2 separate regions of the Mus musculus genome follow, and region 2 is linked to region 1. A link is a loop called in an ENCODE intact Hi-C map of the cell type or tissue named here. Cell type or tissue: left cerebral cortex. All regions are shown on one strand.

What was found. A loop is a pair of places that touch in the nucleus more often than their neighbours do. Peaks named below come from ENCODE experiments on the same cell type or tissue, not always from the same donor. Only the 100,000 strongest peaks of a DNase experiment are listed, where the experiment ranks them.
Region 2: a loop joins it to region 1, with 2.1 times the contacts of the local background. A loop is called at or near these places in 15 of 42 quality-filtered maps.

What each region holds. Positions count from the first base shown.
Region 1 is chr6:6,109,712-6,117,711 of GRCm38, reverse strand. Slc25a13 (solute carrier family 25 (mitochondrial carrier, adenine nucleotide translocator), member 13) reads left to right here. Exons shown (of 18, transcript NM_001177572.1): 6 at 467-613; 7 at 2,604-2,742; 8 at 3,394-3,487; 9 at 3,690-3,774; 10 at 7,691-7,775. Among named protein-coding and RNA genes, the nearest start is that of Slc25a13, 100 kb to the left of the region's middle. In left cerebral cortex, no CTCF peak of the experiment used is centred here; a DNase peak (open chromatin) is centred at 4,742.
Region 2 is chr6:6,881,407-6,889,406 of GRCm38, reverse strand. Dlx5 (distal-less homeobox 5) reads left to right here and starts at 7,339. Exons shown (of 3, transcript NM_010056.3): 1 at 7,339-7,875. The coding sequence starts at 7,521. In left cerebral cortex, a CTCF peak has its summit at 4,278 (motif pointing right); DNase peaks (open chromatin) are centred at 4,372, 6,829 and 7,428; H3K4me3 peaks cover 603 bases.

The DNA of each region.
Region 1 (8,000 bases):
TAAAGCTGGAAACAAGCCTCTAATTAAATGCTTTTTTTTTTTTTTTAAATAAGAGTTGCCTTGGTGCCTCTTCATAGCATTAGAACAGTAACTTAGACACAGAGCTTTCTCATATAGCCCAGGTTGACATCAGAGTCACAATGTGTCTGTGACAATCTCTCAACTTGATCTCCCCACCCCTCCTCCCAAGGGCTGAGATCACAGACCTGTGCCACCATGCCTGGCTCTGTTCCTGCTGAGTGTAAGCTTTAAAATGCAGGGTACTTTATTAACTTTATATTCACTGCTCTGAAAAATGTTCTTTTCTTTCAAAGGAAAATGTAGTTTAGGGGGACGCATTTAAACAGGCAGGTGGGGCCTGTGAAATCACGATGTAGGCCTATTTCTTTTGTTTGATTTAAAAATGAGCAGTCATTTGCAGTAAGAAAGAGACATAAATTAACTGTCTTACCTTTTCTAACCGTAGGAAATACAGTTGGAGCACGCGAAGCAAGCCTTTGTGCAACGAGACAATGCCAAGACAGGCAAAGTCTCAGCCATTGACTTCCGGGACATCATGGTCACCATCCGTCCCCATGTCCTGACGCCTTTTGTTGAGGAATGTCTAGTAGCTGTAAGTTGTGCATTGTCCTAATGAAGTAGTTTATTCTCCCTAATTTGTGCCAAGTTAACGGGAATAATAAAGAGCAGTCCTTGTTTAACACCCTAACGTGATCATGTATATTATCACCCTTGCAAACCAAAATATATCTTGGTTCATTTTAGTGGGTAGGTTCATTGATTGTCTGCATTGTGTGTTTCAGGGATGTGTTCAGTGGTTTCTTACTGTCCCTGGAGGCTTGTACCGGGGTCCTATCAAATGCTAAAGTCTGCAGGCCCTCAGATCATTTCTTCACAGTGACATCTCTTTGGATATAATGTGCATGAATTTTCTCTTACTTTAAATCATGGCTAGATTATTCGTAATATCTAGTGCAGTATTTTTAAGTCTTTGTTTTGCTGTGCTGGTCAGGGAATAATGCCAACAGAAGACATCTGTGCATATTCAGTGCAGATGTAATCCCCGCCCAAAATCTTTGCAAAATTCTGTTTGGTTCCATTTGCATAGGTAGAATTCATAAATACATGGGGTCCATCTGTTAGTAACTAATTACAAAGAAAGAGGAACAACAAAAATAATTTATGACTTCATCTTCATTTTGCCTTATTTTTTAAGATATGTCAACTTGCTGATTTTGTGTTTCTAATTTAAGGAAAAAGAAACACACAGGCAGGCACCTCTGCAGACATGCACACTTGGCTGTCTGGTTGGAGTCACAGATAGATCCGAAGGTCTAAAGCTTACATTTCTCATTGTCACTTGGTGTCTGTTGGGGTTGCAGTAGTACTTGTGATAGGCAGATCCCTGCCATTGTGTGTCATAGTTATCCCATCCCAAAGGATGTCCAGCTGATGTCCTTACTGCCTCTTGGAACTCAGAGGTGTCATGAAGCATGCTCGGTAGTGGTTCCAGGCTTTGGCCACGGACAATCTAGACCACCAGGGAAGATCATTACAGATGGAATCCAGGTTTCCTGTAGGTCTCGCTTCACTACCGATGGGCAGCTACATCTCAGTATCTAAATGTTAAAGCTTCTAGCTGATTCCTGCGCTTTGGGAGCCACATCTCTGGAAACTCTCCCTTTGCTGGACTGTGAGTGCGTTCACAGCCATCTGGGTTCCCCACAGTGCTGACCTTTCAAGTCTCTCCGTTTCCTGGTGCTCCATTTCCAATACATGGCCCTTCCCATTCTGGCTCCATGTCAATCCCCTCCACCCCCCGCACCGCCCCTCCCAGGTGACCTCTCATGTCAGCTCTTTTGAATGATTACTAAGGGAAGATTTATGTGGCTGTTTTAAAAAAGCGCTTTCCTAATAAAAATATTTTGCCTTGTTAGGGACGGATAGAATTAGAAATCCCAAACTGAAGTTCCATTCACAGAGAAGAAAGATGTTTAAAAATTCTGATTATTAGAACTTCGATCAGTTTCGACCCCCATAGGCACATGGCATCTTCAAATATTACCAGAGCACACGTGTTCTTTTAGCTAGTCCACCAATGTAAAGTCTCGGGACTTAAGTGATTATTTATTGCTGGTTTAAGTATTAAGACAACTTTTGATATTAAGGATGCGTTAGCTGCTTCTCAGAGTATGTCTGCACCAACATAATGCAGTTTTGCATGCATGAACAAGTGGGTGCTATCATTTCTATGTTTAAGGCCTTAAGATTTGCTCATTAGATGAAATAAACCAACTTATAAAACATTTCCAACTGAAATTTGAACTCTGTAAATGACTACTGGTCCTGTTATAATCCTACACATGTATTTATTTAGTTTTCCAGGGCTTGTATAAGTCCTGGTCATGATTATCTGCAGTCACTTTTAAAATTCACTTCTAGCTTTTTTTTTTTTTCTAAAGTGAAAGAAAAATATTGTGATTTTTTTTTGTATATTCATTCCCCTTTAGTTCCAAAACAGTGATTAATATATGTACTTTTGTAACCTCTTGCCCTTTCTATCTTTTTTTTTTTCATCTCTCTCTTGTTTTCAACTTGGCAAGGCTGCTGGAGGCACTAGGTCCCATCAAGTTAGCTTCTCCTATTTTAATGGATTTAATTCGCTCCTTAACAACATGGAACTCATTAGGAAGATCTACAGTACTCTGGCTGGCAACAGGAAAGACGTGGAGGTGACTAAGGGTGAGTGAGCATAACAAAATGTTTGTTTCAAGTGTCTTAGGGAGCAGGGGACAGGGAGTGAAGAAGGCAGTCTGGAGTTTATAGTAGAATTTGCTATCCCATTCATACTGGTAAAATTGGTGATGTGTGTCCTCCAGACCTTGATCAGACAAACTAAAGCAAACAAAGCAATGTACACTCAGTTTTTGAAAAACAGAAAACAGCCTTTGAATGAAGTGAAGATATAGGATTTGTTGAATCTTTTTGTTTTTTACAAGAACTTAAGCTAAACGGTCAGTGGACCTCAAAAACACATGTGGGTCCCACAAACCTGTATTGATGATAGCATAATATGATCCATGAACTTGAAGAAGAAATTATCAGCATTTCAATAGGATTCACAAAAAAAAAAAAAAAAACCTAGAAAAATAACTTGGGTATCTGAAATGTCAGTGTAGTTTGAATCCCGTCCGGTGTCATTTGTTAGAGCATTCACATGGCTTTACTCCCAGTGGTGGTTGGAATGGAGTTCTGCATCCTTTGAACAAGTGGGAGAAAGAGCTGGGATGACTTCATGATAACTGTGGTGATGTGCACTCCTCCAGCGCTTTGGCTGAACACCGAATTTAGCGTCGATCTTTCTGAATCTCTCTCTCTCTCTTTTCCATACAGAGGAGTTCGCTTTGGCAGCCCAGAAGTTTGGTCAGGTTACACCCATGGAAGTTGACATCTTGTTTCAGTTAGCAGATTTATATGAGCCGAGGGGGTAAGTTGCTTTTTTTTTTTTTAAAGTTAGTTTAATAAAATAAGGTTAGGAGCTAGGTGTAGGGAGATTTCAGCAAGAAAGACAGAAACCAAATAATGAAGGCCCACACTGAAATATGGGAAGTGATAAAAGGAAAGTTCTAGAATTCCATAATGTAAATTTAAGAAATCTGGGACTTCATCATTGTTTGCTTTCCGTGCAGGCGCATGACCTTAGCAGACATTGAGCGGATCGCCCCTCTAGAGGAAGGAATGTTACCCTTCAACTTGGCCGAGGCCCAGAGGCAGGTGAGTGGTGGGAGTGACTTCTCTCCTGGTGCTTTCCAGAGATACCCAGGCCGCTAGCACGTCCATTGGATTCCCAGCATTGGTTTCTGACTTAACTGTTTTTCCAATTCTGGTCCCCAAATTCAGGCATTTTGAGGAGGCTGAAAGGGGAGTTGTTGAGCAACCTTCTGGTGAACAGATACGAGCATGTGTTTCTTAGAAAGACGGGGCTGTGGCCCCAACAATGGAAATCCCAACACTCCAAAAACAAGTAGTTCTTTTCTTCCTCACATCTGGTACTGAGGGATATGGGCATGAAGCACTTGCTCTTGTGACTGTCCCCAGCAGCATCTGGCATTGCTAAATGAACGATAACGTTGCACCTCAGTGGGGTACTGTCAGAGCGTTGTCTAACAGCCATGCCTTCCGTTTTTTTTCTGAGTATCGAAATGAGATAATTTTGTTTAGTCTGGAGTCATAGTTCAGAGGCTTTTAGACCTATTTTCTCTGTGAAAGGATTCATAAGCTATGTGGAAACAATGTTAGGAATGCTAGGTTTTATTTTATGGTTAACAGAAGCCCATGTCTCAAAGTTGTGGGAGTCAGAAACTTAAGACACAGGACCTCCTTGCTCTGTAGCTGGGCCTGAGAGAGCATGCCTTCATTGCATGGGCTATGCCTGCATGGTGCTTGTAAAATAAATCCATGAACAGACAGAATGTCTTTTTTTTTTTTTTCTTTTTTCTTTTTTAAGAAAAGGACTTCCTTTAAGGCAAAGCCATCTTCGAATCTTGTGAGACTTAACTGTTTTTGGCTTGGAGCTCTGGGTCTGAACAGCGACGCCAGTTTGACCACAATGGGTTGACGCTGGCTGCATTTTTAGGACTGTCAGGCCTGGAGCCAGGACCCCCACACACACCACCACCACCACTTTAGCTCCTTCCCACCCAAGGGCAGCAGCGAGTTGTGTGCGGCATGGAAATGGAAGGAGTGGGTGTGTGCTCGGTAAATCCTAACTAGGCACCTCTGGGAAACCAGCTGGCTGTGGTTAAAAGAGGAAGCCATTCCCCCTGGTGCAGGAGAACGAACTGTGTAATCCTGGGCAGAGGAGGAAGCAGCCTTGCTCTCTCCTCCCTTTGATTTCAGACACTGTGTCTGAGGTAATTATCTCTTCGTCTGCATGCCACCAGCTATTGTAGAAATTTGGGGATTAAGGAAAGTAGAGGGACTGTTTCAGATCTCCCCTGCTCTCCCCACTGGCAGCAGCACCTCTTCATTTCCCTGTGTGCCCTCTGCAGCTTTGAGGGGGCTTATAATGGGTGCTTGCTGGTACTGGCCTCGAAAGGGTTGGAGGAATTTGAAGAGATTTACAGTAGGAAGTGATTGGCCGGTGTTCAGAGGTTTAGAGCAATTTATGGCAAACCTACCTGAAATCTAGGGTGATTTTTTTTTTTAATACATGACCCCCACTGCACCTGGAAGATCAAGCAAGTCAGGTGCTCTACGCATGAGCATTTTGCATATCCTAGCACCCTACAGCCTGTGGGGAGCCATGCAGATGGACGCTTTTACCCTTCGTGTCATTTTAAGAACATATTTGTCCTTTCCAGGAAGAATTAGCAATAATGGCAGGTTCCTTCCTTTAACATCTTCAAAATACTCTCATTCATTATTTTGAGGCCAGAGCATCTTTAGTATGGCATGTTCTCATGCATGTAAATAAAATAGTGTGCTTTCTTTGAATGCATCTGTCACCATGAAGGTAGACTACAGGGGTGGAATTGGAGACAACGCATGGAATTTGTGGAAGAAATGTTTTCCCTTCTTAGACATGCATATTTCTCTGTAAAGCTGTTTTCAGTTAAATGACTGAAGATTTCAAATGATCTCATTGTATTGGAATTGTGTTGCCCTGACAGCAGTTAAAATTCAGTGGGTTGGTAGCTGAGGTTGGTGATTGTTTTCATTGTTCACTGATGTTAATTATCGAGCCTTCTGAAAACAAGTTTTATTAAATGCATTTATTCATTCAACAGGTGTTATTAGGTGCTGACTGAATGTCACTCTCACTCGACAACTCTGTGTGACAAAGTTAATATTTTATTTACACAGACAGGGTAGTACAATATTTAAAAGTAGTTTGGCCTCAGTAATACTAGTGATAACAGGTCAGAAAAGCAACAACAAACTATCTGGTTGCCTTGAAATATGAATTTTAGGAAGATGGCCAAAAAAAAAAAAAAAGGAAAATTCTATCAACTATAATTCATCTATTCAGTATGACCATCATAAACATTTTGAGTGTCACTGGGTGATAGAGATGCCAAAATATCATACTAGTTTCATATGTGTATATATACATATCTACATATACACATACATATATATATATATGTATGTATATATAGTACATATATATGTATATATACATATATATCCACAAACAATTTTAACACCATCAACAAAAGCCTTCATATTCTACTCTCTTAATTTTTTTTTAATACCATGAAGGGCTCAACTGTAAAGAAAACACTTGTTGCTCTTATAGAGAACTTGGGTTTAGTTCCCAGCACCCACTTGGTGGCTCACAACCATCTTTAACTCCTGCTTTGGAGATACTGCACCCTCATGGGCACTGGATACACATGTGGTATATATATATATATACAACAGGCAAAGCACTCACACACGTAAAGAAAATGCCATGAAATATTTCAAACACTTAATAAATACAAAAGGAATATAACAAACACCTACCCACCTGTCATGCGCCTTTAGCTCGTTTTCTTTCCTTTTTAAAATGTATTGCCTTCTTTGTATGTCCATGGGTGTAACACACGCATGCCTGTAAGCATCAGATCCCAAAGACTGGAGTTACACAAGGTTGTGAGCAGCCATGTGTGTGGGTGCCAGGAATTGAACCTGGATTCCCAGGAAGAGCAGCCTGTTCTCTTAAGTACTGAACCATCTTTCCCACTCCTCACATTTTCTTTATAAAAGAAGAGCAGGGTGGGGGTGGGGTGGGGGATGAGGGACTTTCGGGATAGCATTTGAAATGTAAATGAAGAAAATATCTTAAAAAAAAAATTTAAGAAAAAAAAGGAAGAGTTTTGTGAACGTTTTTCTTTACCAACATCTGATCTTTAAGGATACCATTTTAAATGATGTACTTTCGTTTTTAAGAGTGATGGTATTCTATTATTTAATTTTGAGTCTGTAGTTCTGGTTTGCTTGGCTTTGCTATGTAAATCAAGCTGGCCCAGATCGCAGAGATCTGACTGCCTCCTAAGCACTGGGAGTGAAGATGTGCCTCTGTGCTCACCACTACAGTATTTTAATCCTCTCTCATTGGTCATTTAGTGTAGCTCCAGAAGTTTTGCACTGAGTGCTGCTTTTGAAAGAGCCGACTCCTTTTTTCCCTGTGCTTCACTGTCATTCTCCAGTAACTTTAAGTAAGAATCGCAGCATCAGAGTTTAAATTCAACTTAAGTGTATGTCATTATAGTTTCAAAAGCTCATATTTGCTTTAACAGTGAGTTTGAGAACAACATTTTAATAATTCTTACTAATCCAAGTATTACCACTTAAAACAAAGACAAAAATTCAAATTAAAAAGCCAGTTTGATGAATCAAGAATGATGTCTCCTTGATAAGTTTTTACACTGACATTTTTATGATCGTTCTGAGAATTGAACACTTGAAAATTGGTTATAATGTTATTTTTCACGTGGTGATTATATGTCTCAGTATGATTTCAGCCATGCTTAGCAGCAAACACTTTTATTAATAAGGAATTGATGGACTTGCACCGAGTTCTCCTTTTTGTATTTGCTTTATATGAGACTGAGAGTCCAGCGAGTGATATTTTAAGTGACCGTATGCATTTCTGTTCTTTTCTCGGCTTGCTTGCTTCCTGCTTATGGCACGCGTGAAGCAGAAGGCCTCGGGTGATGCTGCTCGGCCCTTTCTTCTGCAGCTCGCAGAGTCAGCCTACAGGTTTGGACTGGGTTCTATTGCTGGAGGTCAGTCATGGCTAAGTGTCACTGTCACTGTTCCTTCGGTCTTCTCTCTCATTCTCCACCTTCTGCTGACCGTGGTTGTTCCCCAAGTCAGTTATCAACCTGCCTGTATCTGTTAGGTGTGGACGAGAGCCAAGGGGGCTTTTCCTAAACGTGGGCATGCTCGGCATCTTACAAGAGATCATTTTTGCTCCCTTCTGTGAGGTTAGCCATTCTTGATATGCTATT
Region 2 (8,000 bases), 770 kb before region 1:
CCTTAAGAATCAGCATGTATTGATAAATTGACATGAGTGAATATATTTACAAATATTTGCTTATAAGCATCACCAAATGCTTGTAGCACCCGTGCTCTTCTGATACATAGCATGTTAACAATTATTAAAGATTTAATGTTGAAAAAGTAGATTTTAATCAACTGCTCCCTGTGACTAGATGATCATTCCTCTCTGCCCAGCCTCCAAGCAAGCATACTATCATTACACAAAATTACATGATATTTGCACATGATCTATCTGCGGTCTTTCTAAATTCCTCAGACTGACTAACACAATGCAAATGCTACACCCATAGAATAATGACAGGGAAATGAAAGTCTACCATCTTCTTCATGCATAGTTTCTCTTCAGAAATAGATTCAATAGAAGGTTGGTTGGATGCAAGGATGTAGAATCTGCCGCTAGAGTTGACTCGCTAAGTCAAGGGTTATTGAGAAGATTCCAGAACCTAGGAAACACGTGTTTTCTGTTCACGGCTTTCAGAGAGGCTCCACGGCCCCGTCAGCTGCACCGCACTCATGGAAGCTATTGACTTTTCTTTTCTGCTGTCTTCATTTTCTTCTGCAAGAACAGAGAAACGTGAGTCCAGGTGGGCACTGTGCCTTCCCTTGATTATGCTGTGCGACTCAGCAGGAGGACCTCTTATCTCAGGCTGGGGTTGCCTGTTTAAGATTCTTTTCTTTATAAAAGGTATAAGGCAATAAACACAGCTGTAGAAAAGGTTTTGTGTTTTCTTTTTGTTTGTTTTAGTCTATTAAAATGATATAATTAGGGCAGAGTGCAATGAAGTTTCATAAAATTATATCATCCGCTGTTGGGAATTGGTTCTTATGCTTTGTCTTAATTTGGCTCCCCAAAGCCTCGCTTCCAGACCTGAGGGTCCCTGCGCCCATCTGGCTTCAATTGGTAATAAAGACTGCCATAGAGCCAATGGCTGGGTAGGGAGACAAAGATAGGACTTAGATTGCGCAGACAAGAGACCAAGGGAAAGAAGGAAAGGGAATAACCAGGACTCAGAGACAGAGGGATCAGAATCAAGAGCTGCAGGGGAGAAACCATCCAGCAATGTAGGTGGAAAGGAATACAGCCCTATGGCTCCCCAGAAGGTAACGGGTAGCAGAGATGAAATATAGATTTTAAAAGATGTTAACTCAGGAATACCGGAGGGGTGTGTGCTAGCCGTGGGGAGGTTTAGAAATGCCCAGTCATTGAGCTAGTCAAGGCATATCCAAATTAGCTGGTGTATGTATATGGCTTTCATTCACAAATCCAGAGCTCCTGGACAGGTGCAGCATGCCATCAACATGCCGGGAGCTGCTACCATCCACCTTCATGCCCTCTCTTGCTCTGCAAACTTTACCCGGCTCACTGTGTTTGAGAACTCTGAATAGATTTGACTTTAGAAATGGTTTTCTACATCTTTGCACAGTGTTGCTATATCATAAGATACAGAGGCCTCAAGTCAGTGAGTGTGTGTGTGTGTGTGTGTGTGTGTGTGTGTGTGTGTGTGTGGTGTATTATGATGTACATGTGTATGCGGGCATGTGTGTGTATGTGTTATGATGTATATATGTTTATGCACATGTGTGAGTGTGCATGTGTGTTATGATGTATATGCGTGTGTGCGCGCACACATGTGAGCGTGTGTAGCTGTGTGGAGGCCAGGGGTTAATGATGACTATCTGCTTCACTCATCTCTTTGCCTTTGTTTTGTTTTATGCAGATTATCTAATTTGAACCTAGAACTTGCTTGCCGTTTGACTAGGTTGGCAGACAGGCTCTCCGTGTCTGCCCCTCTGCCTCACCAGCGCTGGGGTCTTAGGCTTGTGTTAGTATTCTTAGCCTTTAACTGACTGCTCAGGATCTGGATCCCAGTTCTCATTCATGCACGGTAGCACTTTACCAAGCCATTTACCCAGCCTCAGAAGTTTAAAGTCTAACGTAAGCCTGCAGTCAGTATGCCACTGTCGATGACTTAAACTCGCCCAGGTTACTGAATCCCCACCTGACAGTTCCGTTCTCCATAACTGCACCAGGGGCATTTGTAACTGGAATATTCATATACACTTAAGAATCAATGTTATATAAATAGTATCACAGCCAAACTTTCCTTTCACAGAGATCATCTTCTGAGCTTACGATGAAAAACGTGCCACGATTTTGGTTTGCAAAGACATGTAATAATGGAAACCCATTTACTTCCTGCTTAGATAAACTTGAAGTGCTTTCAGCTGTGCTGTGCCAAATTCATCTCATATAGAATAGATTTGAGAGGATACTTGATGTCTTTTCCTAAATAGTTATGTTTAAGCTAAATGAATAAACACAGTTTCATGTCTTAATTATAAAAAACAAAATATGTACAGCTCTATGATACGCTATCATTCGAAATAAACTGAACATCTTATTAGGTTAAAATTAAGTGGAAAATGGTTTTGTCTCTGGAGATTTTTAATTTATTCAGAATATTTATATAATTATCTAATCGTGAGCCCTTCGAAGTTATTTTGTTGAAGACAATCTCTAACTCCAGACATATATATTTTAAAGCAAAGGTAAGGGGGTATTGTAATTAGTTTTCAAACAGGAAGAATTTTTCCTTTTGTTTCTTCTACTGCTCTTTTGGGCTCCTTTTTTCCCCCTCTCCCTCCCAAGGTGGCTTAATTGTCAGTTCCTATGGGCTTCTGAACGTGTTGACTTGGCCTAGGCCTCATAAACATAAAACAAAAACTTTGATCGTAGATGGGGGACTAAATGGTTTTGCTAACTCATAACCACCTCAGAGAGTCAGTTTTTGACCAGAGTGGGTAGCACAGGCCACTCACTTGCATCGCCAACATCAGTGATCAGCAGTTTGTTCCTTAGTTTTCCCAGTCACTACTCTCATCTAATCATATCGATCCATAGAACTGCAGTCACATGGCCATCATACAGAACAGTGTAGAGCTATTCCTTTAATAACTTACTAAGTTATTATGCAATCATAGTGCTCTATCTCAAAGATAGCTATGGTGTTATTGAAATAAAGTGGTTACTCAGATCTGCCTTCACAGAACGCATGACCCAATCAGTCTTGTTTTTGAGATCTGTGAAATAAATAAATAAATAAATAAATAAATAAATAAATACACAATCCATGCCCACACACCTTTGATCCCAGGATGTGGGAGGCAGAAGTAGGCAGATCTCTGAGACTGAGGCCAGCCTGATCTACAGAGTAAGTTTCAGAACAGCCAGAGCTACACAGAAAAACCCTGTCTCAAACAAAAACAAACAAACAAACAAACACGCCCTCCATGAATCATGATCAATAAAAACACAACAGAGACCTTCCCTGCTAGCAGTTCTCCGTGGCAAATAAAGAAAAAGACAAAGCACAAGACTTTAATAAAAAAAAGCAGATGTGACCCTGATACACACATACACACACACACACACACACACACACACACACACATATATATACATATGTGTGTGTGTGTGTATATATATATGTATGTATATATATATATATATATATATATATATATATATCCAAGACAGCCTTGCTTACATCAAGTGTGCATGTGTAACACCAGCATATATTATGCAATCCTGTATCTGAATGCTGTGTAAAATGTAATATAAAGTTCCCATCTTTAAAAACAAAACCTTAGATTTTTTTTGTGCATTGAAGTGAGTCTCACACTCAAAGTTAAGGGATGCTCTATTCCCACTTAAAGAGATTTTCAGATGGAGCAGAAAAGGGAAAAGACTTAATATTGCCATTAATTTATCTGACCTACTGGGGAAGGGGTAGCTCAGCTGACAGATGAGGCAAGCACAAACCCTGAGTTAGATGGCCAGCACCACACCATCCTTTTTTACACAGAAAGTTCGTGGCCAGCCTGGGATACATGAGGTTCTGCATCTAAATAAGTGAATATATAAAATATATAAAATGGCATACCCGTACAAACTCGCCTTCCGTGGGGTTTACGCTGTTGACTCAGAGTGGCACCACTCTCCAGCAGAAGCCTGACTGGCCCTCATTTGCATGGAAAGGGGAGTGCTGCCTCAGATTGTCTAGAAAGAGGATGACTCTCAACGTCCTCCAATCGCCTCACAACTATGTAAGAGAGAAAGGAAAAAGCGTGGTATGGAGAAAAGGGTTTATTGGAAGTTGAGACAAAACATGACCGCCTTTCAAGACCAGCCTGAGTGATTCTGAGCTGGGGACATTTGCTGAATCCACACTGTTCCTGGCGGACACTGGGTGGCGCTCGTGGTAAAGGCTTGCGCTTCTTTAGGGTCTTTTCCCCCCCATCGCCACAAGCCCTTTGCAAACTTCAGCTACCCAAAGAAATTACAGGCTCCCTACATGTCTCAGCAGGGAGCTTTGCTGGAGGAATTTGTGATACTATGGGATCCTTTCTCCGCCGATGCGTCAGTTGGGATTTGAGAAGCACTAGTGTACTATCCCTAGCCATGGCGTCAGATCCACCTCCTCAGAACTGACAAAATTAACATCCCTGGCCAGAAAAAAACCCAAAGTGTGGCTCCAAAAGTGCTGACCAGACTTGTAGCTCGGCCTGCAGCACACAGAACACAGGGAGTGTCCTTGTGAAAGGAAACAGGACTACATATTGTGAGCAGACTCGAGGCTGTCTATAGTGGCCCTTACTTGACTGTATTTAAGGAAAGGATGGAAAGTGACAAAACTCAACTCAGAAAAGCCATAAAGAAAGTTGAGATTGGTGAATTTCAAAGAGGCTCCAAGTTGGTGATTTCACCCTGAACTGGACTTACTACAACAGGTTTACATCTGCATAAAGGCCAGTCTTTCAGCACTTCAGGTTATATGTAGAGATGGCGCATTCTTTTCTCCTTACCCATCCTTTTTCATTATTCATATATGTATATATATATTTCATTGTTCATAAATACATTTTTGTGTGTAATATATCTTTACATGCGTATATGTGTATATATGTGTAATATATACAGACATGTGCAATAATGTATGTGTGTACATCCATATGTGTAAATGCATATCTCCACTGAGAAAAGGAAGCAGCGAGTAAATGCTAGCAAGATGTAGAATTATCTTACCAATATAACATGAAGTATATCTGCAGTTTCCAGTATCAGGGTCATGGGAAGCTGCCTTCTCACCAAGGTTTAAGAGAACTATTAGACTCCTTCTGGCGATAATGACCATGCTGACCTTTTTCCTCCTGGTTATTACATTTAAATTTATAGTAAATAAAATTGGGGCCTGTGATGGGATCACCCATCTCTCTGCACTTTTTTTTTTTATAACCTCTGAACACTTTGACCAGCTCAAGGCATTGATTTGTAAGGCCCCATGGATTAGGTGAGCATCTTTAGAGCAGACCGCAATCATAATCCAGTAAGGTCAGCAGTACGTTTGCCTCCTTGAAGACACTCAGTGCAAATCTAGAGCCTGGACAGCCACATGAAAATCAAAGGCAAGGGATCAGTGTCAAGGAACAGCAAACATTTGTTAAACCCACACATCTGTGTCAGAAGGGAAATCTAGAGACACCAAGGCTGCAAGTAGGGACTCCAGATGAAGAAAGGGGTGGCCCTGCTGCATGCTAGCTCCCTCTCGTTGTTGACAAAAGCTGAAGTTGTACAGCCAAGGAAAAGCAACAGTAGCCTGGGTTTATGGGGCCCATGTGCACCTGAGGCACGTGTTGCTGCTTCCAGTTGCAGCTCCAGATTCCAGAGAGGGACTGACCTCCTGCTTCCAGCTCTCTGACAGAGGCTTGGAGTCCTTGGTTGCCAAAACAAGAACAAAGTAACCTCAGACAAAACTCAGGCAGATTTTCACTTCTTCCCCTGGCAAAAGGGGAACCAGAAGAGGAACCAGAAGATTCCACCCTGAACATTCAATGACACTCCCAGGTTCCTGGCCAAAAGGAGGCCCAAAATAGGATACAACTCATTTTTGAGGGGAGTAGACACAGCATTGAGTGAGGATCAGAACACATTCCTAAGGCCTCACTCAATCATAACTAGAGGAAAAGCCCATGTTGACAAAATAAACTTCTTCTGGTGGTCTGTGGCCAGTGTATGAGTCTTGAACCCTGCTCCCTTTGTACATAAACGAAGATGCTCAGTAGGCAGGAAATAATGGGGGATGCTACAGAACCCAAACTCAAGAATTGAGAGGGGGATTGGAGTGGATGTAGGTAATGGAACCAGGAGAGGGTCGTCCATGATCGAAACCCCATCTCCCAAGCGGACTTGGTTCCTTGCCTACTTTTCGGTCTTCATACTCCATTTGGTCTGGAGGCACACTATAGGTCACACACCCAAATCAATTCACGTTTGCAGGAATCTGGCTCCTGAACTGAGACAAGAGCCATTCTAGAAGCTTCCAAGTAGTCGAGGATATTGAGCAAAAAACCAAAAGGCTGCTCAGCTCTCTGGGAAAGCCAACTAAGAGAGTTCAGGCAGTGGCAAGGTATTCAGGAATGAAAGACATTGATTTTCAGCAGTCCCTGTAAAGACTTCAGTTGCCACTGGGGACGTCTAGATTCTTGGACATCTCTGTGGAGTCCTGAGAAACAGGGGCTTCTGCAAAAGCGCTTGCTGCGTGTCCAACTGTTTTCCAGTTTACAAATTTTCAACATAAATTAGTTGCAACTTGCTTCCCATCATCCCACTAAGACAATGCTGTTCTCCATTTGTTCTCACTGCCATCTAACACTGCTCCTCCTCTGCACACAGTCCCACAGCGGTGCTCTCTCCTACAGTCTCCGTCGGAGGAGGGGGGAGAGGACTGGTAGGTGTGGAGCAAGAAAAGAGCATCAAGAACCGCATCCTCTAAACTGTACTTTTGAGATTGCTGATTGGAACACGTTGTCTTCAAACAGCACGGAGCTAGGCCCTGGGACTGCTTGGTTTGTCGAAGCTATTCACTAAAAAGAGATCGACTGAGACCCTCCCTCCCCCAACAGGGAACAACTCATATTCTCTCTCTCTCTCTCTCTCTCTCTCTCTCTCTCTCTCTCTCTCTCTCTCTCTCACACACACACACACACACACACACACACACACACTCTCTCTCTCCTTGTACGCCTCTCTCTCTCTCTCTCTCTCTCTCTCTCTCTCTCTCTCTCTCTCTCTCTCTCTCTCTCTCTCTTTAAGCAATGCTTTGTTGTGCTAAAACTAGTTGGACGAGTTAGGGTGTTGCTCTGCTCCCGAAGCCCTGGCCAATGGAACCCGATCCACCCCGCTGTGCGTAAGCGCGCAATTAAGGATTTAACCAAGGCTGTGCTGCGCCTCAGCCAGCAGTCAGCCTGCGGGAGACAGAGCCTCCACGACTCCCAGCCTCCTCCTCCTCCTCCTCCCCGCCGCCGCCGCCGCCTCCTCCTCTTCCTCCTCCTCCCTCGCTCCCACAGCCATGTCTGCTTAGACCAGAGCAGCTCCACAGCCAATTCAGGCAGCAGCGGCCGCCGCAGTAGAAGAACAGCCACCGCCCGGGAGCTATGACAGGAGTGTTTGACAGAAGAGTCCCAAGCATCCGATCCGGCGACTTCCAAGCTCCGTTCCCGACGTCCGCCGCCATGCACCACCCGTCTCAGGAATCGCCAACTTTGCCCGAGTCCTCGGCCACCGATTCTGACTACTACAGTCCCGCGGGGGCCGCCCCGCACGGCTACTGCTCTCCTACCTCTGCTTCTTATGGCAAAGCGCTCAACCCCTACCAGTACCAGTACCACGGCGTGAACGGCTCCGCAGCCGGCTACCCGGCCAAGGCTTATGCCGACTACGGCTACGCCAGCCCCTACCACCAGTACGGCGGCGCCTACAACCGCGTCCCGAGTGCCACCAGCCAGCCAGGTAGGCGCGCGGGGGCGGGAGGCAGGTACCCAGGGCATCCGTAACCCCGCGGGCGCCAAGTTGGGTGGTAGATGAGGGCCACGCTGTCCGCACCCATAGAAGGGTGCTTCGCAGAAGCGAGTGGG